3 separate regions of the Homo sapiens genome follow, and all the other regions are linked to region 3. A link is a loop called in an ENCODE intact Hi-C map of the cell type or tissue named here. Cell type or tissue: adrenal gland. All regions are shown on one strand. Each heading gives the region's core, and the rest is flanking DNA. Links, peaks and the distances in the headings are about the cores only. Region 1 overlaps CTNNBIP1 (catenin beta interacting protein 1). Region 2 has its middle 11 kb from the start of UBE4B. Region 3 overlaps NMNAT1 (nicotinamide nucleotide adenylyltransferase 1).

Region 1 (9,849 bases), core at 4,783-9,782, 76 kb before region 3:
CTCAAGTAAGGGAGCAGTGCCCCAGGTACCAGACCCATCCAGCCCTGGAGGGGAAGCATGTGCAGGGCTAAAGGTGGCGGCCAGACCCTCAGGACCAAGGTCGGGTGCTGTCCGTTGGAGGGTCTGCCTCAGACCCCCTGCTAGAGGAGTCCCGGGGTAGATGGAGCCTCCTCTGGCTCAGGGAACACCTAAAGCAGCCTGGAGCATTTGCTGAGAGACAGCGCCACCTAGTGGGCAGGAGGTGCACGCCAGGCCATTACCCACAGGCTCCAGGCCTTTGGGGTTCATTATGGCAGTCTCTGCACCCTGCTCTGGCCCCCGCATCCTGCCCCAGTCCCTGGAGACAACAATCCAGGGCTTCTTCCACCTAAGCAGTGTCTGAGCCTCTGACAGCAGGATCCTGCAGCATCAGCTGAGATTGGCTCTGCGATGGAGAAGGTGGGCAGGTGAGATTTTAACAGAGATCCATTTGCCCACATGGCACAGGCAGATGCAGGGTCCTGCCCTCACATGGGTAAGCCCAGTATGGGACTGGGCTGATTGCAGTTCTGCTGTTATTGTTGTTGTGTTTGTTTGTGGTGTCGTTAGGCTCGCAAAGAAAATAAATATGCTTATGAAACTCTTCCAGACATGGCTGACCCCTCCCCTCTCCACTCCCAGTCCACAGAATTCTCAGAACCTCCTGCAGCTCAGGTCTGTGTGGCTCAGGCCCCGGCAGCCAGGTTAGAGGTATCTTTATGGAGGTAGGGGCAGTCCACAGGGCGCCCCAGCAGCAGGGAGTGACTCCCACCACCTATTCCGCAACGATTCCCTGGGGTCTTCCCTGGCTCCAGCTTCAGCTCCAGAAGACCCCTCCCCGGAGAAAGAAGTAGCTGTGGACAGACACCACCCACCCAGAAGGGCCTGGACTCCACGGCCCACACAGTTGGTCACAGCTGCCAGCTTGCTCCTACTGCTCAGCAGTTTCAGGGCAAGGTCAACAGCTAAGTGGGGTCACTGACCTTCCTCAACAACTTGGCAGAGCTCATTTTTATTCTTAACTGTGGGTTCGGCTAGGCAAGAGTTCTCCTAAAAATATTTTTTTTAACTTTCCCTTATGACAAAGAAACAAATGTACAATGTTAAAATATTAGTTTTACAAAAATGTGTGACTTGGAAAGTTAAAGTTTCTTATATAGTCCTATCCCCTAACAATTATTATTATTATTATTTTTTGAGACAGAGTCTAGCTCTGTTGCCCAGGCTGGAGTAAAGTGGTGTGATCTTGGCTCATCGCAAGCTCCGCCTCCCAGATTCAAGCGGTTCTCCTGCCTTAATCTCCCAAGTAGCTGGGTAGCTGGGACTACTGGCACCTGCCACCATGCTCAGCTAATTTTTGTATTTTTAATAGAGACAGGATGTTGCCATGTTGGCCAGGCTGGTCTTGAACTCCTGGCCTCAGGTGATCTGCCCACCTTGGCCTCCCAAAGTGCTGGGATTACAGGCATGAACCACCACGCCCAGCACCCCTTGTCAAAAACAAAATTTCTGACAGTCTGGTATATATTCCACCAGCTTCTTTGTCTTTTAAAAATTTTTTAAATTTATGAGACAGAGTCTCCCTCTGTTGCCCAGGCTGGGGTGCAGTGGTGCGATCATGGCTCACTGCAGCATCAACCTCCTGGGCTCAAGCGATCCTCTCACCTCAGCCTCCCTAGTAGCTAGGACTACAGACGTGTGCCACCACAGCCAGCTAGTTTTTGTATTTTTTGTAGCGAGAGGGTCTCCCTATGTTGCCCAGGCTGGTCTTGAGCTCCTGGGCTCAAGCAATCCTCTTGCCATGGCCTCTCAAAGTGCTGGGATGACAGGCGTGAGCCACTGCACCTGGCCACCAGCTTTTTTTTCTATGTGCATATACAGCTTGTGTCTTGTGTGTATGTGTGTTGTTGCTGGGGTTTTGTTTTGTTTTGTTTTGTTTTTTGAGACGGAGTCTTGCTCTGCTGCCCAGGCTGGAGTGCAGCGGTGAGATCTTGGCTTCCCAAGTAGCTGGGATTACACCTGCATGCTACCATGCCCAGCTAACTTTTGTATTTTTAGTAGAGATGGGGTTTCGCCACGTTGGTCAGGCTGGTCTAGAACTCCTGACCTCAGGTGATCCACCTGCCTTGGCCTCCCAAAATGCTGGGATTACAGCTGTGAGCCACCGTACCCGGCCTGTTGCTGCTTTTTATACTGACATATGGTCCTACATTTTGATGTCTCCTATTTTGATTTTTTCCCAAGAGTATTCAACTGGAGGCTTTCTTACCATCCGAGCTCAAATTCAGGTTAACTCAGTGACCAAGACTAAGTGGGAAGGAAGGTGAGTCTCCAGGGACTCAGAAGCCTGAAGGTTTCAGGTTGACATGAGTCAGAAGCCATGGTAGAGGGTGCCATGCTAGAAACCCAGATTAGCCCTGGAAGAGAAGAGACCTCACCCAAGAGATCCCAGGATGGGGCGGGAGCCGACGCCACATAGAACAGGCTGCCGCATGATCCAGGAGGCACACCTGGGCAGACACACCCAGGCAGGTTGTGCGTGGTGAGCTGCTGTCCCAGGGAGCTGCCTGAGCCACTGCCTGGAAGGTTTCTGCTGAGTTGGGTGCACAAGCCAGGTCACACCCAGCATCGGTGCTTGGGAACAGGCCCCTGTGCCAGGACAGAGCCCTAAGACATCCAGGAGAACAAGGGCTGGCTGGTGATCTAGGTCAGGCCCCGCATGCCAGCCTCAAAGCACAGCAAACGCAGCCGTCAGCACTCTGCTTTCGGGGGCCCGCTCGCGTCTGGACATGCCACAGGTTGTAATATTTCATGGCCAATCATTCCAACAAAGCATAAAGAGAATAAAAGGAAAGGACTCTATGGAGATGCTGGTCAGAATACTAGGCCTCTGTGTCATGAGAAGCCTTCTAGAGAAGGAGAACCTTGCTGAGCAGCCAAGGGACATGGAGCTGTCCAGTAGCCATGTGGGTTATGGGCAAGATGGCAGACAGTGAAGCGCTCCTCAGCCACAGGTGTACATCCCGGGACTCCCCAGTAACCACCTGGCTGCATGACCAAGTGGCTTACTGTTCCCAAATCCCAGTTTCCTTGCCTGTTAAGTGGAAGTATTAATAATACAAATAGTAGCTACCTACAATAGAATGAAACAACGGTGCCTGCTACACAACAAACACTCACATCCTGCCTGTTACCATGCTGACTTGTTGAGGTCACCCCAAAAAGACAGAACTCCCTCAGGCGCACGGAGACATCAGGCCTTTGGGGCATTCCTCCTGGCCACAGCCAGGACCACACCAGCCACAATGTGGTCTGTGCTCAGGACAACAGTGACAGCATTGTTCTAGCACACAAGGGCAGTTTCTCTCTCCTGGACAGGGTGCTGGGTGGGTAGGGGTCAGGCCAAAGGTTAAAGAAATGCAATAATCAGTCTCTGCAGTTATGAGCGCCCCCAGACATCTCCATTTCCTGCCTCTTCCAGGCCTTAGAAAGGGATCCTGCCATTTGTCTTGTAGAGTCTTTGGCTCCCACCTGAGGAAGGAGATGGGATCAGGTGGGAGGCTCCGAAGGTTTCCTGGCTCAGCTCTGTGGGTGGAGAGAGCTGTAGCCCCTCCTAGTCAGCCCTGGGTCTCATGGATCACCCATCAAAGAGGGCTGGAGCTACGCTTTCTAAGGGAACCACAAGTCGGTGCCCCTGGGACTTGTGCCACTGCCCCAGCCCCTCTGCCGCCAACTCACCCTGGTCGATGGAGTGCGGAGGCAGCTGGCTGAGCTGGCTGTTGACCACCCCTGCATAGGTGCGCAGGAACTCCTCCTCGCTGGCTGTCAGCTGCAGGGTGAGAGAGCTGTGGTGAGGGGCAGCATGCACCTGTTCCCTGAAAGGCACCTGCACCCCTAGAGGCACCGCCTAGGCCTGCTTGGTCCCTGCTTGGTCCCTGCTCGGGCTTCTGTTTCTGAGATTTGACCCCTTTGCTTTCAGGGCCAGCCCACCCCACTCCCACCCTCCTTAAACTTGGTCCAGGGGTCCAAAGCCTTTGCCACTCAGACTGAATCTGAGATTAAGGTCTGTTCTAGTATAGGGCCAGTGGAAGACACAAGTCCTGCCCGGAAGGCTGAGGGGCGATTCCATGTCCCTCCACTCTTTTTGAGAAATACCCCTGCACATGCATGCCTGCTGCCCCCTCAGCTCCTGTCCTGACAAGTTGTCCCTGAGCTGCCCCCTGGGAGAGAAGACTTTCGGGCTTGTGAGGGGGAGAAAAGGAAGGTCAGGGCCTTGAGACCCTCACCCGCCTGGCCCCAATCCGGCAGTGTCGGGTGTCCCCAGAACTTGACGTGCTGGGCTCTGTGCCTAGGGGGCCAGAAGCAGCCCTAGAGCCAAGCCACAGGCCCAGCGGCCCCTCCTCAGCCCGTGGCTCCGCAGGAGGCAGCCGCAGTGGCTCCACCCTCCAATAGCCCAGCAGGGCCCCTCCCTGGGAGACCCTCCCTGGGGGCCCGCTGCCTGACACCCCACAGGCACTCACGTTTGATCCCATCTTCCGCAGCATGAGCAGCACTCGGACCTTCTGCTGAATGTACATCTCCTCCGGACTCTTCCCGGGAGCTCCCTCGCGGTTCATCCCCCTGCCTGGCTCTGGGGACTCCTGCAGAGCAAGCAACAGCATCAAAAGGGAAGAGATCAGGATGTGACATACTGGGACAATGACACCTGCTAGTGACCCTCACTCCTCCCAGGAGCCGCTTTCCACCCACAGTCTCCCTTCTGGGAGCATGGGGCAGGTGGCGAGGTGCTGGGTTCCTTTCTCACCCATGCTGGTCCCAGCAGGCTGAACTGAGCAGCTCTGTTCTCCAGCAGGCGCTGCAAGGGCTGGCCTGCCTGCTGCCTCTGTGCATGAAGCTGCTGCGTCCAGGAAAACTGAGATGACCTGGACTGCTGGTTGTTTCTACCTGTGAATCACCCCAGAGCAAAGCTCCTGCTACAAGCCACAGGACACGTGGTGCATGAAGCCCCAAATGTCCCAGGTTTTCAGAACAACTTCCACAAGGGGCAAAAAAGTGATGGGATCAGAGGCAACTGGTTAGGGCCTTTGGCTCGAGAAACTGTGAGATCAGTGCCCAGCCCCCAAACACTGAGACAGCTCCCTCGGCAAAAGCCCCTGACAAGTTTAAGAGGCCAGGGTTGTGGCTCCTGGGCTGGGCTCCAAGGGGTCCCTTGATGGAAAGACGCTGGCCCAGGGTTGCAGGGCTTGCTACCTCAGCCCTCACAAACCCACCCCACCTGTCAGAGGGTAGCTCCTGCAGGCAGCTGGGAAGGCCAGCAGCGTGTCCACATGCAGCAGGGACCTAACCTGTAGAAAGTCCCCAGGAGAGAAGTCCAGAGCCCCCTCCCTCCAGGAGGAGCTGGAGGAGAGGAAGCTGGGTATGGAGGGGCTTGGGTTACACACTGGTAACTCCTGGATGAGTCAGAAATAACGCAGCAGCTGCTGGGGTGGAGCCTTATCAGCCCTGGTGCCAAGGAACTGCGCTCGGAGAACCACGGAACCAAGCTGGCAGGCCAAGAACACTCCTCACACCATCCATCCCTCCAGGACCAGCAAACCCTGGACCAGCGGGCTTTCCCAGGCAGGGTGGCTCTCTGTGCAGAGGGCAGCCTCAGCAATGTGCCAGAGCCCGGGCAGCAGCCTCCCTGTAGGTACTTGTCAACTGCTCATTCCCCATAAGCTAATGGGGCCCTCATCCTAAAAGTGCACACAATAAGCTAATAGCAGCTGCATGCTGGATGCGGCATAGGTCTCTTTCCAGCAACTTCTGCTAAACCCCTACAGCCCAGACTCTATTACTCTGTCTGCTCCCCTTCCACCTCCTCCTGGGCCCAGAAAATGGCCTAAGTGATAACTGGGAGCTAGGAAAGAGGAGTAAACTGCCTCAGGAATGGTCTCTGATGAGAAGGACCCCCAGCCACTCCCCAGGGCCAGGCTGCGTCCCAGCATGGGGAAGGCCATAATTTCCTGTGCAGCTGAGCAGGGAAGCTCTGTTCTGGGGTATCACTCCTCGCACTGACCCATTCTCACTTCCTTCCACTTCACTAGATGTGGAGCACTGCCAATCTGGAGCTGGACTCCACACAGCCTTGTGGGGTGAACCTTGCACCCCGAACCTGGGTGTGGATGATGATGCGGTCTCCACCTCTTCCCCAGTGGCCACCTGGATCTGGGTTACTATGTAACCTCCTCATGATCCCCCTACTTCCTTTCTTGTCCTTTTCTCTACACAATAGCCAGAATGATCTTATTATTGATTATTTTTTGACACAGGGTCTCCCTCTGTCGCCCAGGCTGGAGTGTAGTGGCGCGATCATAGCTCACTGCTGCCTCAACCTGCTGGGCTTTAGCAATCCTCCCAACTCAGCCTCCTGAGTAAGCTAGGGCCACAGGTGCACATCACCACGCTTGGCTAATTTAAAAACATTTTTTTGTAGAGACAGGGTCTTGCTATGTTGCCCAGGCTGGTCTCAAACTCCTGGGCTCAAGTGATCCTCCCACCTCATCCTCCCCAAAACAGATGATATCACTCCTACCTTAAACCTACCTGAGAATGCATCTCATAATCCTTGCCAAGACCCTGCCAGGGCTCCGCTGTCAGCCCTGCCTCCCTCTCCAGCCTGTCTCTTCTTCCTCTTCCCCTTGCTCTGCCTTCCTGGCACTCGTCCGTTCTAGAACATGCGGAGAAGCTCTTTCCCTCTGGCAGCCTTTGTACTGGGTGTCCCCTAAGCCAGGAACTGGCTTCTTTCCATCCTTTGTCTTGGTGTAAAGGCACCTTCCTAGGGAAGCCTTCCCTGGCAGTTGCTCTGGTGCCCAGGAGTACAGTGGTATGATCAGAACTCACTGCAGCCCTGAACTCCTGGGCTTAAGCGATCCTCCTGCCTCAGCCTCCTAACTAGCTGGGACCACAGAAGCATGCCACAACACCCTGCCACTTTTAAATTTTTTTGTAGAGGTCTTGTTATGTTGCACAGCCAGGTTGGTCTCAAATTCCTGGTCTCAAGCAATCCTCCTGCCTTGGTCTCCCAAAATATTGGAATTAACAGGCATGAGCCACCATGCCCGCCTGTCCTGATTTTCTGAAAGTGCCCTGTTGGAGAACTTGCTTATTGTCTCTGCCCACTGCCCACTGCCAAGGCCAGGGCCCCCTCTGCTGTGCTCACCCCTGTCCTCCGGGAGACTAGCACTTGGCAGGCACTTAATAAATACTGCCCGCTTGGCTAAATGGAATAGTGAAACAGCCTGTGGTGTCTGAGCTTCTCCCACTCTGCAATATCCACACCCATCTAGGCCCAAATGTCATTGTGTTAAGAGACCAAGTACCTAACCCAGTCTCCCATAACCAAATTTAGCTTTTCCAAAGGACTCACACTTTCAAAGTAGTGGGCCTTGGGCTATTGTGTTCTCCAAAGAACATCTGAAATGCTCCGTAAAGCCTTTGAGCTGGGAGTTAGGGCTTCCAAGAGTAAAAACCTTCCAATTCTGTCCTGTGCCTAAGGGCTAGTTTTCATTTGCTCTCTCCTGGTGAGAGACAGGGTGAAATACAAGGACCTGGCCACTAGGTGTCGCCAAACACAAAAGCGCCAGCGTTGCTTCCTCCCCACCCCCAGCAGGTTCTCCCAGGGCCCCAGACCACCCGGTTCGAGCCGACCAGTCCTTAGCCGACGTGGGAAGCAGATCACTCCTGCTCTGGCTCTCCCTATTCCAATCGTACTATCACAAACCACACTCCAGCCCCGGGTCCCAGGGCAAGATCTATTTATTCATTCAGAGAGCCACCCCTGCCCAGGGAAGGACTGGTGTCTGGTTTTTGCCGCCGCATCCACCCAGGAGCCAGTGGTCCAGGTACACAGTAGGTGCTTCCCAGAGGAGCGTCAGTTCCATATCAAAGACTGCTTCCATCACAGACCGCCTCCATGGGGCCGGCTTTACAGAATGTTGCCCTGTCCAACAAGCCTTCTATGAACAGCTCGCACTGATAGGTGCCGCCCCGTCTTCCCGGCTGGTGCAGCCTCGCCGTCCCGGGGACACCTCACACTGGGATTCCTAGGGCTTGGGCTGCCCAGCTGTGGGCCTGCGGTGTCGTCTGCGCCTGCATTTTGGAGCCAGGCTACTCCTGCTTCAACTCACTTCCCTGCAAGAGACAGTTCTTCTCGCTACAGAGAAGACCCTTGACTTGTCTTTTCTAAAAAGCGTGGTCATGGAGAATTCTTCCAGCTCTAGTTTGAGCTGATTCCGCCCTGCTGCCTAACAAGAGGGCACACTCAGGGCTGGATCTGGAGCAGAAATGCAGCCAGGAGCACATGTTCCCACCCTTCCCATTCCAACCCAAACAGAAACACCGTGACTGGCTTACATAATTCTCTCCTCTGCAGTAAGGGTGTCAGTGTGGAGCAAACTCATAATTGGAGAGAATAAATCATAATCAACCCAAACAATACAGACATTTCAGTCATGGTGCTCAACGAGTATATTAAAGTATGTCTCTGTTTGTTGCCTATACAAGCAAACGTGCTATTATATTTTTATCACAATTCTGACAAGCATCAGATTCATTTCACTTGAGAAATCTTATTTTCCCCTGTAGGGATCAAAAACTGGTCTCCATTAAACTATGTTTAAATTACATAAACTAAAACTGCAACTAAATTAGACACACTAATTATTCATCCAGTCCTTGAACGTGAGAACCAAAAGTAATGATGGTTCTCAATTATGGTCTCTTGGCTATTCCCATAAACATTCCAGCGTCTAAAATGGGGTGGCGCTTCCACTCCAAATCCTAAGAAAATTTCTATTAGCTGCCCAAGTCAGAGGTAAGCCAAAAAAAGGAAAATGAAAAGAAACAGGCCAGGCACAGTGGCTCATGCCTGTAATCCCAGCACTTTAGGAGGCCGAGGCGGGCAGATCACCTGAGGTTAAGAGTTTGAGACTAGCCTGGCCAACATGGTGAAACCCAGTCTCTATAAAAAATACAAAAAATTAGCTGGGCGAGGTGGCAGACACCTGTAATCCCAGCTACTCGGAGACCGAGGCAGGAGAATCGCTTGGACCTGGGAGGCGGCAGTTGCCTGGAGCCAAGATCATGCCACTGCACTCCAACCTGAGCGACAGAGTGAGACTCCATTTCAAAAAACAAAAACAATAAAACAGAAAAGAAACAACAGGCAACTATTAACTATCCAAATGAATGGTGAAGGGACAGGTCCATGGTTATTTATTATGTAGTAGGCAACCACACATTCTGCAAAAAGTGGGTGCCATCCCAGAAAATGACATCTGATTGGGGCAAATACAATGAAAAGACATTAAGGTACATACCTTCAATTTAGACACAGAGACACACTCCTGCTATACATACACACACACACACACACACACACACACACACACACACACACACAGTTCAGAGCTGCCTCTCTGTTGAAGGAAGCTTGGCTGGTCAGGAAAGGATGGTGAGGAAGTGGCTCCTGACCACTGTGAAAGGTCCACACAACGGGAGAACTGGCCTTGGCTCCACAGGCCACAACACGTTCTCAGGGAAACACCCAAGGGCATCTGTAAGAGGCACGCTCAGATGCCACACTTCTTCCCAGCCTTTGCAGGGACCTAATCTCGACCACCATGTAATCTCCAGCATTTAAGCAGTTGATCTCACTTTAGAAGAATTAGGAGGTAGTGCAAGAGGGACCTGGAGAACAAGACTGCTGAAAGTCACATGCGGCAGTTGGAGGCTGGACGGCTGTGGCTCCCTGTATGGGTCTCTGTCTGGGAAATGCAACCCATTCTAATA
Region 2 (9,849 bases), core at 3,031-8,030, 72 kb after region 3:
GACGGAGTCTCACTCTGTTGCCAGGCTGGAGTGCAGTGGCACAGACTCGGATCACTGCAACCTCTGCCTCCTGGGTTCAAGTGATTCTCCTGCCTCAGCCTCCTGAGTAGCTGGGACTACAGGTGTGTGACACCACGCCCAGCTAATTTTTGTATTTTTAGTAGAGATGGGTTTCACCAGGTTGGCCAGGATGGTCTCGATCTCTTGACCTTGTGATCCACCCACCTTGGCCTCCCAAAGTGCTGGGATTACAGGGATGAGCCACCGCACCCAGCCCTGGGCAGTTTCTATTGCTATTCCCAGAAGAAGTCTAGCCAAATTCAAGATTTCAAAGGCTCTTAACTGCTCAAGATAATTTTTTTTTTTTGAGACAGAGTCTTGCTGTGTTGCCCAGGCTGGAGTGCAGTGGCGTGATCTTGGCTCACTGCAAGCTCCGCCTCCCGGGTTCACGCCATTCTCCTGCCTCAGCCTCCCGAGTAGCTGGGACTACAGGCACCCACCACCACGCCTGGCCAATTTTTTTGTATTTTTAGTAGAGATAGGGTTTCACCATATTAGCCAGGATGGTCTTGATCTGCTGACCTCATGACCCACCCGCCTCGGCCTTCCAAAGTGCTGGGATTACAGGTGTGAGCCACCGCGACCGGCCTGCTCAAGATAATTTTTAGGGCTAACTATGACATGAACCCCAAAATTCCTGTCCTCTAGATGGCAGAAACCAAGATAAAGTATCCCCACATGGCCACAAGGTTAAGCTCTTATGGACACAAAACAAGGCAGAGAAATGTCATTTGGCATTGGTTTCAGGGACCCATAGCAACATTTGTAAATGACCAGCCTGATGGGCTGGCTTGAAAACTTGGCTTATAGGCATCCTAAACCCACGTTCTATCCCCTGATACTCCCCTCTTCATTACAGAACAACAAAGAAAGACAAATTCTTAGCATAAAGTACACCAGATTTGCTACAGCCTAAGACTGGTCTGACAAATCCTTTTTTTCTACTAATCAGACCCTCGCAGAGAAGACAAATAGTGGCATTTACCGTTTACACAACATATACAGAGAGAGAGAGACCAGAAACTTGGCTGGTAAGAATTTCTTCCTCTGGCCAGGAGCGGTGGCTCACACCTGTAATCTCAGCCCTTTGGGAGGCTGAGGCGGGTGGATCAGAAGGTCAAGAGATCCAGACCATCCTGGCCAACATGGTGAAACCCCGTCTCTACTAAAAATACAAAAATTAGCTGGACATGGTGGTGGGCGCCTGTAGTCCCAGCTACTCAGGAGGCTGAGGCAGGAGAATTGCTTGAACCCAGGAGGTGGAGGTTGCAGTGAGCCTAGATCACGCCACTGCACTCCAGCCTGGCGACACAGCGAGACTCCGTCTCAAAAAAAAAAATAATAAATAAGAAAAGGAAAAAAAAGAATACAACTCAGGAACAGCCAAATGGAGGAGATGCATGGGACAAGGTTTAGTGGGGGGCTGCGGAGCTTCCTTGCCCTCTGCAGGTGCACCACCCTTGCAGTGCGTGGATATGTTTGAGGCAGGAGACCAGGGTCTGGAGGCAGGGAACCTAAGGCTGTTTTGGGCTGACTTCCTAGAACTAAATTGAAAAGAAAATCCTAACTTTCCAAGCCTAAGTAACAAAAGGACCAGAGGCTACCCCTTTGCAAACCCCTACCTTTTCTGTGGCAGATGGGAAATTGTAAGTACCTCTAATTAATTAATTAATTGCCTTTTTTTTTTTTTGAGACAGAGTCTCTCTCTGTTGCCCAGGCTGGAGTGCAGTGGCACCATCTCGGCTTGCTGCAACCTCCACCTCCTGCGTTCAGGTGATTCCCCCACACTTACTGGGCTGCATTCCCAGAAGGTTAAGGCATTCTTAGTCACAGGATGAGATAGGAGGACAGCACAAGACACAGGTCACAAAGACCTTGCTAATAAAACAGGTTGTGGTAAAGAAGCCAGGAAAACCCACCAAAACCAAGATGGTGATGAGAGTGGCCTCTGGTCTTCCTCACTGCTCATCATACACTAATTATAATGCATTAGCATTAGCACCCACCACGCCCAGCTAATTTTTGTATTTTTAGTAGAGACGGGGTTTTACCATGTTGGCCAGGATGGTCTCCATCTCTTGACCTCATCATCCGCCCACCTCTGCTTTCCGCAACCAATCGGACTGATTACAGGCCACTACTTCACCTCATTTACATGGGTGAACACCCAGTGGCCAATGGGAAACCTCTAGTGGGTATTTGGACTGGAGAAAATTCTGTATCCAGGGCCCTTGAGTGGCTGCTGGGGCCCGCTCCCACCTGGTGAAATGTACTTTCATTTTCAATAACTCTCTGCTTTTGTTGTTTCATTTTTTTCTTGGTTGTGTGTTTTCTTAAACTCTTTTTTTTTTTTTTTTTTTTTGATGGAGTCTTGCTCTGTCACCCAGGCTGGAGTACAGTGGCGTGATCTCGGCTCACTGCAACCTCTGCCTCCCAGGTTCATGCCATTCTCCTGCCTCAGCCTCCCGAGTAGCTGGGACTACAGGCACCCGCCACCACGCCCGGCTAATTTTTTGTATTTTTAGTAGAGACAGTGTTTCACTATGTTAGCCAGGATGGTCTCAATCTCCTGACCTCGTGATCTGCCCGCCTCGGCCTCCCAAAGTGCTGGGATTACAGGCGTGAGCCACCGCACCTGGCCCTTGTTAAATTCTTTGTTCAAAATGCCAAAAACCTGGACACCCTCCACTGGTACTGAAGCTCACTGAACCTCCTTGTTCAGGAGTTTTCATAGAGCTCCATCTCCAGCCCCCTTCCCTCCCAGGAGGTTGGGGTGGGGCTGTTTCCACCCTCTAATCAAAGTCCTCTAATTTGGTCTTTCTGGTGAGCAGCCCCAACCCTGAGTCACATCATTAGCATAGACTCTGGTGTGTTCTAAAGGGGCTCCTTATGAATAGCAAAAGACAATCCTATCACTCAGGAAATTCCAAGGAATTTAGGAGCCCTGTGCCAGAACCAGGGAAAAAGACCAAATATATATTTCATTAAACTTTACTACATGATACAAACTACAGTTTGGAAAGACATTTAGGAATGGTAGAACAAAACAAGTGAGAAAATATAATATGTAAAAGGTCTTTTTGTCATTTCAAAATACAAGAGGTAGCTGGGCATGGTGGCTCACACCTGTAATCCTAGCATTTTGGGAGGCTGAGGCAGGAGGATCCCTTGAGCCCAGGAGTTGGAGACCAGCCTGAACAACATACTGAGACCCCGTCTCTACAAAAAATAGAAAATTAGTTGGGTGTGGTGGTCCATGCCTGTAGTCCCAGCTACTCCAGAGGCTGAGGTGAGGGGATAGCTTAAGCCAGGAAGTTGAGGCTGCAGTGAGCCAAGATTGTGCCAGTGCACTCCAGACTGGACAACAGAGCAAGACCCTGTCTCAGGGGGCTGGCCACGCATGGTGACACATCCCTGTAGTCTGAGGAGCTCAAGGTTGCAACAGTGAGCCATGATCGCACCATTCCACTTCATCCTGGGCAACAGAGCAAAACCCTATCTCTATGAAAAAAAAAAAAAAGCAAGAGGCTATCTTCTCTGAGGTTTACTATAGTTAACTTTTACAAGTATTTAATCATAATTGCTTAGATTGAATTCGGTTCAGTATATATTCCTGGAAGTTCACTATTATTATTATTACTAGGTCCTGAGAATATGAAACAACCATAAAAATGAGTGATGAATTCAATATATATTATTCTGACACTGAGAAGTATTGTAACAAAAAACAAGTTTCTAGGTCATACCAAAAGCCGGGCAAAGTGGCAGATTCCTGTAATCCCAGCTACTCAGGAGGCTGAGGGGGGAGGATTGCTTGAACCCGGGAGGCAGAGGTTGCAGTGAGCAGAGATAGCGCCATGCCATTGCACTCCAGCCTGGGCAACAAGAGTGAAACTCCATCTCAAAAAAAAAAAAATCCTTTCATGAAATTACTACCAGATGTTGGCCCTTCAGCACAACCAGCTTGGAAGCTTCATCCTTAGCAAAGAAAGATCTTCAAAGCAGGCACTTCCATGATCCACATACTTTGGATGCCCTTAAAGGGGGGGAAAAAGGGAGAGGAAGGGAGGAGAGGAAGAGGAGGAGAAATAGCATTTCAATTCTGCTTTAATATATATATATTTTTTGAGACAGAGTCTCACTCTGTCATCCAGGCTGGAGTGCAGTGGTGCAATCTCCGCTCACTGCAACCTCCACCTCCCGGGTTTAAGTGATTCTCCTGCCTCAGCCTCCCTAGTAGCTGGGATTACAAGTGTGCACCACCACCATGGCCAGCTAATTTTTGTATTTTTAGTATTTTTGTATTTTTGTTTCGCCATGTTGGTTGGGCTGGTCTCCAACTCCTGGCCTCAAGTGATCCACCCACCTCAGCCTACCAAAATGCTCGGATTACAAGTGTGGCCCCTTGTAATAAAAATTTAATTTTTTGGAATATGACTCTTGGAGTTTTTCTTTTTCTTTTTTTACTTTTGGACTCTGTTGGACTTGAGTTGTTTTTCTTTAATGGCTTTATTGAGGTATATTTTATGTACCATAAAATGCACCTAAGTGTACAATTTGATAATTTCTAGTAAATGTACATAGGTGTACAACCATTCCTACAATCCAGTTTCAGAACAAGTCAATCACTCCAAAAAGTTCCCTAGAGACCATGTGCTGACAACTATTATTTTATAGGCTTTTCTTTTTCTTTTTCTTTTTTTTCTATTTCTGTTTGAGACAGAGTCTCTTTCTGTCACCCAGGGTGGAGTGGAGTGGCACAATCTCAGCTCACTGCAACCTCTGTCTCCTGGGTTCAAGGGATTCTCCTGCCTCAGCTTCCCAAGTAGCTGGGATTACAGGCACTTGCCACCACGCGCAGCTAATTTTTGCATTTTGAGTAGACAGGGGGTTTCACCATGTTGGCAAGGCTGGTCTCGAACTCCTGACCTCAGGTGATCTGCCCACCTTGGCCTGCTGGAGGTATGTGACAAACTGATGGCAAATGGATTATGCCCCCAATGGACAGTGTTCTCAAACCGTGATCTGAGGACCCGGGGATCCCGAGACCTTTTAAGGGTATCTGTGAGATCAAAGCTATTTTCATAATAATCCTGAGATGATATTTGCTCTTCATTCTCTCTCTCTCATGAGCATATGGGAGTTTTCCAGAGACTTCCTGCCAGGCCACATCACAACTGACCTGACCCAGAAGTACATCTGAGAATTCAGCTGTCTTCTATTAAGCCAGACATTAAAGAGATTTGCAAAAATGTCAAACAAGGCCACTCTGCATGTAATAGGCTTATCTTAAAAATGAATTAATATGTCTCTTGGTTGCCGTTTCTAATACAATCCATCTGCCTCGGCCTCCCAAAGTCCTGAGATTATAGGTATGAGCCGCTGCACCCGGCCTAGCCTTTTCATATGGAGTCTCAGACAGTGAAATTCAGTCAATATATTTATAATGAATACTTTATTTTTTGAGATGGAGTCTTGCTCTTGTCACCCAGGCTGGAGTGCAATGGCGTGATCTTGGCTCACTGCAACCTCCGCCTCCCAGGCTCAAGCGATTCTCCTGTCTCAGCCTCCTGAGTAGCTGGAATTACAGGCATGGGCCACCACGCCCGGCTAATTTTTGTGTATTTAGTAGAGATGGGGGTTTCACTATGTTGGCCAGGCTGGTCTCGAACTCCTGACCTCATGATCCACCTGCCTCAGCCTCCCAAAGTGCTGGAATTACAGGCGTGAGCCACTGTGCCTGGCCTATAATGAATACTTTTTAATATTCTCTTTGTTTCTGTCCACAGCAAGAATCTTTATTTCCTGAGACCTTTTGTAGCAGATTATTTTCCCTCAGTTTCTTGCCCTTAAGAGTCTTCGGTTCTCCACAGATAAGAGTTTTGCTTTTGATATTTCCTCGACCTGCTCATAAGGATTTCATTATAACTTCTGGGTGCAATCTTTAGGAGAGTTTGCAAAACAGTCTTTTTTTTTTTTGTAATGGAGTTTCGCTCCGTCACCCAGGCTGAAGTGCAGTGGTGCAATCTTGGCTCACTGCAACCTCCGCCTCCAGGGTTCAAGGGATTCTTGTGCCCCAGCCTCCCAAGTAGTTGGGATTACAGGCGCCCGCCACCACACCTGGCTAATTGTTGTATTTTTAGTAGAGATGGGGTTTTACCATGTTGCCCAGGCTGATCTCAACTCCTTTTTTTTTGAGACAGAGTCTCGCTCTGTTGCCCAGGCTGGAGTATAGTGGCATGATCTCGGCTCACTGCAACCTCTGCCTCCCGGGTTCAAGCGATTCTCTTGCCTTGGCCTCCTGAGTAGCTGGGACTACGGGCACATGCCATCATGCCCGGCTAATTTTTGCATTTTTAGTAGGGACGGGGTTTCACCATGTCGGCCAGGATGGTCTTGATCTCCTGACCTCGTGATCTGTCTGCCTCAGCCTCCCAAAGTGCTGGGATTACAGGCGTGAGCCACCTCACCCAGCCAAGTTAGTATGTGTTTAAAGATCACACTTGTAATCCTAGCACTTTGGGAGGCTGATGTAGGAGGATCACTTGAAGCCAGGGGTTTGAGACCAGCCTGGGCAACATAAAGATTACAGGCGTGAGCCACTGAGCCTGGACCCTTCCCTCTCTTAATCTGTTCAGGCTGCTATAACATAATACTGTAGGCTGGCTACAGAGTTTTTAAAATTAGTATTTTTTTTTTTTTTGAGACGGAGTCTTGCTCTGTTGCCCAGGCTGGAGTGCAGTGGCGTGATCTCGGCTCACTGCAAGCTCCACCTCCCAGGTTCACACCATTCTCCTGCCTCAGCCTCCCGAGTAGCTGGGACTACAGGCGCCTGCCACCACGCCGGGCTAATTTTTTTATTTTAGTAGAGACGGGGTTTCACCATGTTAGCCAGGATGGTCTCGATCTCCTGACCTCGTGATCTGCCGGCCTCGGCCTCCCAAAGTGCTGGGATTACAGGCGTGAGCCACCACGCCCGGCCTAAAATTAGTATGTTTTTTGTTGTACTTGTTTTTGTTTTTGTTTTTTTTTTGAGGCGGAGTTTCACTCTTGTTACCCAGGCTGGAGTGCAATGGCGTGATCTTGGTTCACCACGACCTCTGCCTCCCGGGTTCAAGCGATTCTCCTGCCTCAGCCTCCTGAGTAGCTGGGACTACAAGCATGCACCACCATGCTTGGCTAATTTTGTATTTTTAGTAGAGACAGAGTTTCTCCATATTGGTCAGGCTGGTCTCGAACTCCCGACATCACGTGATCCACCTGCCTCAACCTCCAAAAGTGCTGGGATTACAGGTGCGAGCCACCTCGCCTGACCAAGTTAGTATGTGTTTAAAGATCACACTTGTAATCCCAGCACTTTGGGAGGCTGATGTAGGAGGATCGCTTGAGGCCAGGTGTTTGAGACCAGCCTGGGCAACATAGGGAGACCCTGTCTCTACAAAAAATACAAAAATTAGTTGGGTGTGATGGTTCATGCCTGTAGTCTCAGCTACTCAGGAAGCTGAGGTGGGAGGATTACTTGGGCCCAGGAGGTCGGGGCTGCAGTGAGCCAGTGACCATGCCAGTATACTCCAGCCCTGATTACAGAACAAACCCCTATCTCAAACAAACAAACAAGTACATAAATGAAAGAAAGTTTGTGTTCCTACCACAGGTGTGTCCAGTGAGAAGAGTGTGATGTTGCAGATGAGAGGGGATAAATGCTGGACCAAAGTCCTTGAGAAGGTGAGAGAGAAAGGAGAGAAAGGAATCCAGAGTCCAGATGAAGGAGTTGATCTCTGATGGCAGCCGAGATAACAGCACATCCTTACGGTTGTAGGTGGCTTTGTAGATCTAAGAAGATCAGGAAGATTGCTGGCTCTAGTTTTGTAGATTATCAGGAAGATTATCAGAAAAACATATCTTAACCTGGTGAGCTCTCTATGCTCTGGCACTTGAATAAAAGCTATCCTAAAATATTACAAATTCTAGAATTTACCTTCACAAAAACTTTTTCATTAACTAGGAGGCTTTTTTTTTTGGATACGGAGTCTTGCTCTGTCCTCCAGGCTGGAGTGCAGTGGCACCATCTAGGCTAACTGCAACCTCTGCCTCCCGAGTTCACGCGATTCTCCTGCCTCAGCCTCCTGAGTAACTGGGATTACAGGCGTGTGCCACCACACCCAGCTAATTTTTGTATTTTTAGTGGAGACGGGGTTTCACCATACTGGCCAGGCTGGTCTGGAACTCCTGACCTCAGGTGATCTGCCCGGTGAGGCATAACTTTTATTTCAGTCTCACATTTCAGTTTGTTCTGTGGTCTCCTCCTTTATTTGTTGCTAGGTAAAAAACATTTTTTTTTTTTTTTTTTTGCTGGTTTCCAGGTAATTCTAAGAACTAACTAAGGTCCTGTTGCTTGGTAGTTACTAAGGGAGGCAGACAGAGTATTTTGCACCATCCAAAGGAGGTAATGTAATGCTTAAATGGAAGAAACTGAACCAAACAACGAAAATATGGGCTATGTATTACAAACAACTCTGACACACTGTTATTTATGATATTATAGGAAAGCTTCTCCCAAGGAAAGTGGTGGAAACTCCATCACTTAGACAAGTTAGAACACAACTGTAAAGGTACTAAAAAGTGTATTAGAGAGATTCATCCTGTAAAAGACCCTGGGGGCTGAGTGTGGTGGCTCATGCCTGTAACCCTAACACTTTGGGAGGGTGAAGCAGAAGGATCACTTGAGTCCAGGAGTTTGAGACCAGCCTGAGCAACATAGTGAGACCCTATCTCTACAAAAATTAAAAATTAGCCTGGCATGGTGGCATGCGCCTATAAGCCCAGCTACTTGGGAGGCTGAGGTGGGAAAATTGCTTGAGCCCAGGAGGTCGAGGCTACAGTGTGCCATGTTTGCACCATTGTACTCAAGGCTGGGAAACAGGGCAAGACCCTGTCTCAAAAAACAAACAAACAAAAAATTACCCTGATAAGTACATTATGTGGCTAGAGACTTTGTTTCCAATTTTTCTCTTTTTTTTTTTGAGTTGGAGTCTCACTCTGTTGCCCAGGCTGGAGTGCAGTGGTGCGATCTCGGCTCACTGCAACCTCTGCCTCCTGGGTTCAAGCGATTCTCCTGCCTCAGTCTCCTGAGTAGCTGGGACTACAGGCATGGGCCACCACACCCAGCTAATTTTTTTTTTTTTTTGGAGATGGAATCTTGCTCTGTTGCCTAGGCTGGAGTGCGGTGGTGCGATCTTGGCTCACTGCAACCTCCGCCTCCCAGGTTCAAGTGATTCTCCTGCCTCAGCCTCCCGAGTAGCTGGGATTACAGGCGCCTGCCACCACGCCTGGCTAATTTTTGTATTTTTAGTAGAAATGGGTTTCTTTTTTTTTTTTTTTTTGAGACGGAATCTCGCTCTGTCGCCCAGGCTGGAGTGCAGTGGCGCGATCTCGGCTCACTGCAAGCTCCGCCTCCCGGGTTCAAGCGATTCTCTGGCCTCAACCTCCGGAGCAGCTGGGACTACAGGCGCCCGCCACTGCGCTGGGCTAATTTTTTGGTTTTTTAGTAGAGACGGGGTTTCACCATGTTAGCCAGGATGGTCTCAATCTCCTGACCTCGTGATCCACCCACCTCTGCCTCCCAAAATGCTGGGATTACAGGCGTGAGCCACCGCGCCCGGCCAGAAACGGGGTCTCACCATGTTAGCCAGGCTGCTCTTGAACTCCTGACCTCAGGTGATCTGCCCGCCTGGGCCTCTCAAAGTGCTGGGATTACAGGCGTGAGCCACCACGCCCAGCTAATTTTTG
Region 3 (9,849 bases), core at 203-5,202:
TGATGAGGTCTAGAGAATGTGTTGTTTCTAAATAATTTCTGTTAATCATGGTAATATAATTACTTCAAAGGAATTTCATTCTTATTGTGTGATTGCTCGCATTTCTAATTCCTAACTTAGTGCTGTGTCTGGGATGTGGAAGGTGGTCCGAAAATGTTGGTGGCGTCAAGGGATAGTGGGTATATATTAGGTAACCTCTCCAGATGAGAACAGATGAACAGTCATTTCCATGTGTTCAGGTGCTGTGCCTGTCAGAGATACTTTGGGAGATTTTATACTGAATACGTTCTTCTTGCCCATTAGTACTGTTCTTTTTCTCAAGAAATGGAGTTGTCGGCCAGGTGAGGTGGCTCATGCTCGTAATCCCAACACTTTGGGAGGTTAAGGTGGGCGGATTGCTTGAGCCCAGGAGTTCGAGACCAGTCTGGGCAATATAGTGAAACCTTATCTCTACAAAAAAATACAAAAGAGTAGCCAGGTCTGGTGGGGCATACCTGTAGTCCCAGCTACTTGGGGTAAGGGCTGAGGTGGGAGGATGGCTTGAGTCCGGGAGGTGGAGGTTGCAGTGACTGTGCCATTGTATTCCAGCCTGGGTGATAGAGCGAGACCCTGTCTCAAAATGAAGTGGTATCCAGTCCTTAATGACATTGGGACCATTTGTGAGTAACTAGTCCCTAACAAAAATACTTCAGAATTTTTTTTTTTTTTTGAGACAGAGTTTTACTCTTGTTGCCTAGGCTGGAGTGCAATGGCCCCATCTCAGCTCACTGCAACCTCCGCCTCCTGGGTTCATGTGATTCTCCTGCCTCAGCCTCCTAAGTAGCTGGTACAGGCACCCGCCACCATGCCTGGCTAATTTTTTGTATTTTTAGTAGAGACGGGGTTTCACCATGTTGGCCAGGCTGGTCTCGAACTCCTGACCTCAGGTGATTCACCCACCTGGCCTCCCAAAATGCTGGGATTACAGGCGTCAGCCACTGTGTCTGGCCCGGAATTGTTAAATATACACTGAAGTAAAAAGACAAAACACGGCTGGCCATGGTGGCTCACGCCTGTAATCCCAGCACTTTGGGAGGCCGAGGCAGGTGGATCACCTGACGTCAGGTGTTCAAGAGCAGCCTGACCAACATAGTGAAACCCCATCTCTACTAAAAATACAAAAATTAGCCGGGCATGGTGGCAGGCACCTGTAATCCCAGCTACGTGGGAGGCTGAGGCAGAATCGCTTGAACCCTGGAGGCGGAGATTTCAGCGAGCCGAAATCACACCACTGCACTCCGGCCTGGGCAACAGACCAGGACTCTGTCTCAAAAAAAAAAAAGAGAAAGACAAAACACAATGCAGGTCACTTAGCTATTTTCTCTAGAAAACAATTAGCTGTCATGATGCAGAAGATTGTTATAATCTATAAGGGGGAGGTTGTGGTTATTTTTACTCTAAAATCTTCCACTGCTTTTTTTTTTTTTTTTTGAGATGGAGTTTCACTCTGTCACCCAGGCTGGAGTGCAGTGGTGCAATCTTTGCTCACTGCAACCTCCACCTCCTGGGTTCAAGCGATTCTCCTGCCTCAGCCTCCCGAGTAGCTAGGATTATAGGTACACACCAAGAGGCCCAGCTAATTTTTGTGTGTGTATATATATATATGTATGTGTATATATATAATTTTTTTGTTTTTTTTAGTGGAGACGGAGTTTCACCATGTTGGCAAGGCTAGTCTCAAACTCCTGACTTCAAGTGATTCGCCCACCTCGGCCTCTCAAAGTGCTGGGATTACAGGCATGAGCCACCGTGTCCGGCCCCACTACATTCTTAAAGAAGCAATAAATTGACCTTGTTTAAATACACAATCTGAATTACTGGGGTCTTTTGAAACTAAACCTTTGTTCATTACTAAGATTTCTATTTTCCTTCCTCTTTTTCAGCACTTATTTCTATAGCAGTCTCCCAGCTGATGCCACTTAACTTCATTGAACAAAAAATGAGGTTTAGAAAATCACAATAATCATTGTGAAAGTATTTGATAGGAGATCTTTATTTGGGGTGAATTGGGTTATGATGTCAGTCCTGTGATTTCAGCGGAACTGTTTCTTTTTATCCATTGTCAGTGAGTGCTCATTAATACTTAAATGCAGCTTTCTTTTTCTTTCTTTTGAGACAGAGTCTCGCTCTGTCACCCAGGCTGGAGGGCAGTGACGCAATCTCGGCTCACTACAACCTCTGCCTCCCGGGTTCAAGTGATTCTCCTGCCTCAGCCTCCCAAGTAGGTGGGATTACAGGCACCTGCAACCATGCCCGGCTAATTTTTGTATTTTTAGTAGTGACAGGGTTTTGACATGTTGGTCAGGCTGATCTCGAACTCCTGACCTCAAGTGATCCGCCCGCCTTGGCCTCCCAAAGTGTTGAGATTATAGGCATGAACCACCACGCCTGGCATAATGCAGTTTTCTACTAAATGACTGATTTTGACATGCTTCCTGTTATTGGCCCTGCTGTTCAGCTGAAATAGCAGGATAGGAGATGGTCGTGTGATGGCCGATAGGTGGCAGTGCTGCTGGGACAGGCCCAGCCTGGTAGAGACGAGTATCTCAGACAGGAAAAACAGGACCCAGATGGCTCAGACTGTTGGGTTAGCATCTGGCCTTCGACAGGTCACCCTGGCCCGCCAGATCAGCCCCAGGCCTGACAAAAGCACTACAGGATAAAGAATAGGATCTCATTAAATGCAGTGGAAGTAACGTGAGAAGGATGGCTTTTCATATGCCATCCTAACCCTCCCCTCCCCCCGTTTTCTTTGCTTTGCTTTTCATACTTCTTAGCTTCTTGGATCTCTTGCTTTAAGAGGAACTAGGGTGTGGGCACAGTGGTTCACAGCTATAATCCCAGCACTTTGGGAGGCTGAGACGGGTGGATCAGTTGAGGTCAGGAGTTCAAGACTAGCCTGGCCAACATGGCGAAACCCCATCTCTACTAAAAATACCAAAATTATCCAGGCATAGTGGCACACACCTTTAATTCCAGCTACTGGGGAGGCTGAGGCAGAAGAATTGCTTTAATCCAGGAGGAGGAGGTTGCAGTGAGCCAAGATCACGCCACTGCACTCCAGCTTAAGCAACAAAGTGAGACTCTGTTTCAAAAAAAAAAAAAAAAGAGGAACTAGAGCTTAATATTCTCCTTGCAACATCACAGTCACAGTGCTGGTTGAGTAGTTACTTGCCTCGAAGGACTGGTAAGCCTTTGACAAGGATTGGTTACTTGGGAAGTTTTCTTGCTTACCTGTAGAAGTTAAGCTGCTCACCGACAGGAGCACAGACAAGTAGTAAAGTTCAGGGGTTGTTGTTTCCTACATTTGAGAGAGAAAAGGTGCTATGAGGAATACTTTGTCTTTTAATCAGAATGTGTTAAAAATGTTTTGCCACAAGGATTTAAATGAAGGTGCCAATTTAGCAAGAAATAGAAGTCTTGCTGTATACTGTGCCAAACCCAATCCAACAGCTTCAGTTTTTTTTTGTTGTTGTTGTTGTTGTTTGTTTGTTTTGAGGCAAGATGTTGCTTTGTCATCCAGGCCAAAGTGCAGTGGTGTGAGCATGGCTCACTGGAGCCTTGACTTCCTGGGTTCACGGGATCCTCCTGCCTCAGCCTCCCAAGTAGCTGGGACTACAGGCACGTGCCACCAGGTCCAGCTAATTTTTGTAATTTTTGTAGAGATGGGGTTTCTCCACATTGCCTATGCTGGTCTTCATCTCCTGGGCTCAATCGATCTGCCTGCCTCAGCCTTCCAAAGTACTGGGATTAGAGGCGTGAGCCACTGTGCCCGGCCTGTTTCACTGTTGATTAATATCTTAACTACTTTTCGAAGCTCTAGTAAAGTAGAATTCACCTACAAAAACAAAAATCTCTTGTAGAATTTTTAAACTTTCCCCAGTGAAATGTTTTAACTGTGACATGTGCCTAATCAGGTATTCCATCTCCACATATCTCTTCTTTTGGTGTCAGTAGAAAATAAATATTGAAGACATATTATTTACAGCCAAACTTTCAGATTAAGATAAGCCTTTAGAAATTCTTTGTTTATGGCTCACGCCTGTAATCCCAGCACTTTGGGAGGCCGAGGTGGGTGGATCACGAGGTCGGGAGATCCAGACCATCCTGGCTAACACAGTGAAACCCCATCTCTACTAAAAAAAAATACAAAAAATTAGCCGGGCATGGTGGCGGGCACCTGTAGTCCTAGCTACTCGGGAGGCTGAGGCGGGAGAATGGCGTGAACCTGGGAGGCGGAGCTTGCAGTAAGCACAGATTGCGCCACTGCACTCCAGCTGGGGTGACAGAGTGAGACTCTGTCTCAAAGAAAAAAAAAGAAATTCATTGTTTAAAAACATACACAGTCTGTTGCCAAAACTGTTAACACCATAGTGCAGACTCCTTAACTGAAGGATCCCACACCAAATGCAGAAGACATCCACTTCAGTGCCCGTGGCAATGGCTCCATCTGAACAAACTGCACAGTAAAACCTAAAAAGACAGAGGAACAGCATCAGTTTTTAGGTTTAATCATCTCAGAAAGAAACATATTCTTTGTTTTTTTGTTTTTTTTTCTTAAGACAGAGTCTCACTCTGTCACCCAGGCTGGAGTGCAGTGGCACAATCTCAGCTCACGGTGACCTCTGCCTCCTGGGTTCAAGTGATTCTCCTGCCTCAGCCTCCCTAGTAGGTGGGATTATAGGTGTGCACCACCACTTCTGGGTAATTTTTTGTATTTTTAGTAGAGACAGGGTTTCACCATGTTGGCCAGGCTGGTCTCGAACTCCTGACCTCAGGTGATCTGCCCACCTTGGCCTCCCAAAGTGCTGGGATTATAGGCGTGAGCCACCACGCTCGGCTAGAAACATATTTGAGCCACCACGCTCGGCTAGAAACAGATTCTTGAATGCAAACCTAAATGCAATTTGTTTCCTTCCCTTCCTGCTGTGGAACAGAAATGTCCAGTCTGGGCAAACTAATTTTTCCTTTGATATAGATTGTATGCATGTTTTTTTTTTTTGAGACGGAGTCTTGCTCTGTCGCCCAGGTGGAAGTGCAGTGACGTGATCTTGACTCACTGCAACCTCTGCCTCCTAGGTTCAAGCAATTCTCCGGCCTCAGCCTCCCGAGTAGCTGGAACTACAGGTGCCCGCCACCACGCCTGGCTAATTTTTTTTGTATTTTTAGTAGAGACGGGGTTTCACTGCATTATCCAGGATGGTCTCGATCTCCTGTCCTTGTGATCCACCCACCTCAGCCTCCCAAAATGGGATTACAGGTGTGAGCCACTGTGCGCGGGCTTTTTTTTTTTTTTTTTGAGACGGAGTCTTGCTCTGTTGCCAGGCTGGAGTACAGTGGCGCCATCTCAGCTCACTGCATCCTCTGCCTCCCAGGCTCAAGTGATTCTCCTGCTCCAGCCTCCTGAGTAGCTGGGATTACAGGCCTGCACCACCACACCCAGCTAATTTTGTTTTTTTTTTTGAGACGGAGTCTCACTCTGTTGCCAGGCTAGAATGCAGTGGCATGATCTCGGCTGACTGCAACCTCTGCCTCCCGGGTTCAAGTGATTCTCCTGCCTCAGCCTCCCAAGTAGCTGGGACTACAGGCGTGTGCCACCACGCTCAGCTAATTTTTGTATTTTTAGTAGAGACAGAGTTTCACCATGTTGGCCAGGCTGGTCTCAAACTCGTGACCTCAGGTGATCCATCTGTCTTGGCCTCCCAAAGTGCTGGGATTGCAGGCATGAGCCACCACACCCGGCCCTATTTTTTCATTTTAAAAAATTCGGACATAGTTTTTGCTGAAATCATATATCACTCTTTTTTTTTTTTTTTTTTTTTTTTTTGAGACAGAGTCTTGCTCTCTTGCCCAGGCTGGAGTGCAGTGGCACGATCTTGGCTCACTGCAACCTCCGCCTCCCAGGTTCAAGCGATCCTCCTGCCACAGTCCCCATCGTAGCTGGGACTACAGGCACGTGCCATCATGCCCAGCTAATTTTTGTATTTTTAGTAGAGAAGGGGTTTTGCCATGTTGGCCAGGCTGGTCTTGAACTCCTGATCTCAGGTGATCCACCTGCCTCGGCCTCCCAAAGTGCTGGGATTACAGGCATGAGCCACCGCACCCGGCCCATACATCACTCTTAAAAGCACATTCAAAGGAAAATATAATTAAGATAGATTAGCTAAAATATTTCTTAAACTTCTCCACATTTCAGAATGTTGAGAATAGAGACCAACTCTGTGTCCTTTTTTTTTGGAGATAGGGCCTCCCTCTGTCACCCAGGCTGGAGTGCAATGACATGACTCACTGCACCCTCCACCTCCTGGGCTTTAGTGACCCTCTTACTTCAACCTCCCAAGTAGCAGGGACTACAGGTGCATGACACCATGCCCAGCTAACTTCTTCTATTTTTTGTAGAGATGATGTCTCACCATGTTGCCCAGGCTGGTCTTGAACTCCTGACTTCACACGATCCTCCCACCTCAGCCTCAAAGTGTTGGGGTTACAGGCATGAGCCACTGGACCCAGCCCTGTATCACTTTTTGACTTCAAGTTGCCATTGTCCTTGTTTTTCTACGCAGAATCATCTCTTGATCAATGACTATTTATTGAATGAAAAACCCGATACTTTAATATTATAACACTAAAGAATTTTATAGCAGAAGGAATTTGGGCCAGGCATGGTGGCTCATGCCTGTAATTCCAGCACTTTGGGAGTCTGAGGTGGGTGGATCACAAGGTCAGGAGATTGAGACCATCCTGGCCAACATGGTGACACCCCATCTCTACTAAAAATACAAACATTAGGTTCGTGTGGTGGCGCGTGCCTGTAATCCCAGCTACTCAGGAGGCTGAGGCACGAGAATCGCTTGAACCCAGGAGGCGGAGGTTGCAGTGAGCCGAGATCACACCACTGCACTCCAGCCTGGCAACAGAGCAAGACTCCATCTCAAAAAAAAAAAAAAGGAATTTATGTTTAACTTAATTTGGTTCCGTACTCAAATTATAGAACAACTAAAAGAGAGGCCAGGCACGCTGGCTCACGCCTGTAATCCCAGCACTTTGGGAGGCTGAGGCAGGTGGATCACCTGAGGTCAGGACTTTGAGACCAGCCTGACCAACATGGTGAAACCCCATCTCTAAGCTGGGCGCGGTGGCTCACGCCTGTAATCCCAGCACTTTGGAAGGCTGAGGCTGGTGGATCACCTGAGGTCAGGAGTTTGAGACCAGCCTGGCCAACATGGTGAAACCTCATCTCTACTTAAAATACAAAAAATTAGCTGGGCGTGGTGGTATGCACCTGTAATCCCAGCTACTCGGGAGGCTGAGGCAGGAGAATCGCTTGAACCCGGGAGGCGGAGGTTGCAGTGAGCTGGGATCGCGCCATTGCACTCCAGCCTGGGGACAAGAGCGAGACTTTGTCTCAAAAAAAAAAAAAAAAAAAGAAAGAAACCCCTTCTCTACTAAAAATACAAAATTAGCTGGGTGTGGTGGCGCATGCCTGTAATTGCAGCTACTAGGGAGGCTGAGGCAGGAGAATCACTTGAACTTGGGAGGCAGAGGTTGCAGTGAGCCGAGATTGCACCATTGCCCTCCAGCCTGGGCAAAAAGAGTGAAACTCCATCTCAAAAAACAAAAAGCAAAAACAACTAAAAGAGATACTTAGGAAGTTTTTAAAGATTCCCTTCACCTGAATTTTAGATGTGAGTTGTTTTTTTAATTTTAGTCTATGAGTTCCTGAAGAGCAGAGAGCTCTGTCCTACCAATTTTTGTTGTAGCAGTGTCTGGCTACTATTTGTAGTAGATACTTAATAAATGCTTGACGGATAACTACACACTTACCAATTGTGAAGAAGGTAAAGATGGTATTACTAACCAGGTTGTACAGGAGAGATTGGCTGCAATATTGGGAAGATCTGGGCCTAAAAGTCAATAAACTGGGTGATACATTAATTTATTACTTATTACAGGAAATCTATGGTATACGCGTAACACCAGAAGGCACTAATCCTTGAACTCTAATTCTTATTCTGGCACTGGGTTCATCTTGGCTGTAGGCAACTCACTTCTCTTGAGAACCTTGGTTCCTTTACCATGACTGTAAATAAATGCTACAAAATAGTCCATAAATAATAGTAAGAGTTATTAGTGTCATCACTGGTAAATAAATAACGTTTACCATGTTTCTTTTCTTTTTTTTTTTTTTTTTGAGACAGAGTTTTACTTTGTCACCCAGGCTGGACTGCAGTGGTGCGATCTCTGCTCACTGCAACCTCTGCCTCCCAGGTTCAGGCAATTCTTGGGCCTCTGCCTTCCCAGTAGCTGGGATTACAGGCACGTGCCACCACACCCGGCTAGCTTTTGTATTTTTTGGTAGAGATGGGGTTTCATCATGTTGGCCATGCTGATCTCGAACCCCTGACCTCAAGTGATTGGTCTACCTTTTTTTTTTTTTTTTTTTGAGACAGAGTCTTGTTCTGTCACTGAAGCTGGAGTGCAGTTGTATGATCTCAGCTCACTGCAACCTCCACCTCCTGGGTTCAAGCGATTCTCATGCCTCAGCTTCCTGAGTAGCTAGGATTACAGGCGTGTGCCACCACACCTGGCTAATATTTTGCATTTTTAGTAGAGATGGGGTTTCATCATGTTGTCCAAGCTGGTCTCGAACTCCTGACCTCAGGTGATCCGCCCACCTTGGCCTCCCAAAGTGCTTGGATTACAGGCATGAGCCACTGATCCTGGCCTTGTTTACCTTTTTTTTTTTTTTTTTTGAGACAGAGTCTCGCTCTGTCACCCAGGCTGGAATGTAATGGTGTGATCTTGGCTCACTGCAACCTCCACCTCCGAGGTTCAAGCGATTCTCCTGCCTCAGCCTCCTCAGTATCTAGGATTGCAGGCACATGCCACCATGCCTGGATAATTTTTGTATTTTTAGTTGAGATGGGGTTTCACCATGTTGGTCATGCTGGTCTCAAACTCCTGATCTTGTGATCCACCCGCCTCGGCCTCCCAAAATGCTAAGATTACAGGCATGAGCCATTGCATCTGGCCTTTTTATTTTTATTTTTGAGGTGGAGTTTCGCTCTTGTCACCCAGGCTGGAGTTCAATGGTGGGATATCAACTCACTGCAACCTCTGCCTCCCAGGTTCAAGCAATTCCCCTGCCTCAGCCTCCTGAGTAGCTGGGATTACAGGAATGTACCAGCATGTCAGGCTAATTTTGTATTTTTAGTACAGACAGGGTTTCTCCATGTTGGTCAGGCTGGTCTCACACTCCCAACCTCAGGTGATCCGCCCACCTCAGCCTCCCAAAGTGCTGGGATTACAGGTGTGAGCCACCGTGCCCAGTCTTGTTTACCATTTTTTTTTTGAGACGCAGTCTCACTCTGTTTCTTGCAGTGCCGCGATCTTGGCTCACTGTAACCTCCACCTCCCGGGTTCAAGCAATTCTCCTTCCTGAGCCTCCCGAGTAGCTGGATTACAGGCATGCGCCACCACGCGAGAGTGGGCTTCACCATGTTGGCCAGGCTGGTCTCGAACTATTGACCTCGTGATCCACGCCTCGGCTTCCCAAAGTGCTGGGATTACAGGTGTGAGCCACCGTGCCCAGCCCTTATTTACCAGTTTTTAAATTCACGTTAATTTGCGATTTTGGTGAAAAACTATTTCATGGGAATTCTGACTTCTAGTAAGGAAAAATGACTTATTTTACACAGACTTTCTGTAATAGAAGCTGGTGAGTTTGAGTTCGGCTAATTACAAGGAGTGTTGCAGCTTCCTGTCACTCCCCCTCGCTTAAGTAGATTCTCAGTTTTCAGATTTTTTTTT

What was found. Peaks named below come from ENCODE experiments on the same cell type or tissue, not always from the same donor. Only the 100,000 strongest peaks of a DNase experiment are listed, where the experiment ranks them.
Region 1: a loop joins it to region 3, with 2.3 times the contacts of the local background. A loop is called at or near these places in 77 of 110 quality-filtered maps.
Region 2: a loop joins it to region 3, with 4 times the contacts of the local background. A loop is called at or near these places in 82 of 110 quality-filtered maps.

Annotation. Positions count from the first base shown.
Region 1 is chr1:9,867,431-9,877,279 of GRCh38, forward strand. It overlaps CTNNBIP1 (catenin beta interacting protein 1), which reads right to left. Exons shown (of 6, transcript NM_020248.3): 4 at 4,539-4,658; 5 at 3,757-3,847. The coding sequence starts at 4,634. Among named protein-coding and RNA genes, the nearest start is that of CTNNBIP1-AS1, 24 kb to the left of the region's middle. RefSeq lists enhancers at 3,924-4,852, 4,853-5,780 and a silencer at 7,526-7,725. In adrenal gland, for the core only: CTCF peaks have their summits at 7,615 (motif pointing right) and 7,831; a DNase peak (open chromatin) is centred at 7,801; H3K4me3 peaks cover 414 bases.
Region 2 is chr1:10,016,846-10,026,694 of GRCh38, forward strand. No RefSeq gene overlaps it. Among named protein-coding and RNA genes, the nearest start is that of UBE4B, 11 kb to the right of the region's middle. In adrenal gland, for the core only: no CTCF peak of the experiment used is centred there; no DNase peak of the experiment used is centred there.
Region 3 is chr1:9,947,958-9,957,806 of GRCh38, forward strand. The region is part of intron 1 of NMNAT1 (nicotinamide nucleotide adenylyltransferase 1); the gene reads left to right. It also overlaps the pseudogene TMEM274P. Among named protein-coding and RNA genes, the nearest start is that of NMNAT1, 9.4 kb to the left of the region's middle. In adrenal gland, for the core only: CTCF peaks have their summits at 2,528 (motif pointing right) and 2,746; a DNase peak (open chromatin) is centred at 2,634; H3K27ac peaks cover 1,397 bases.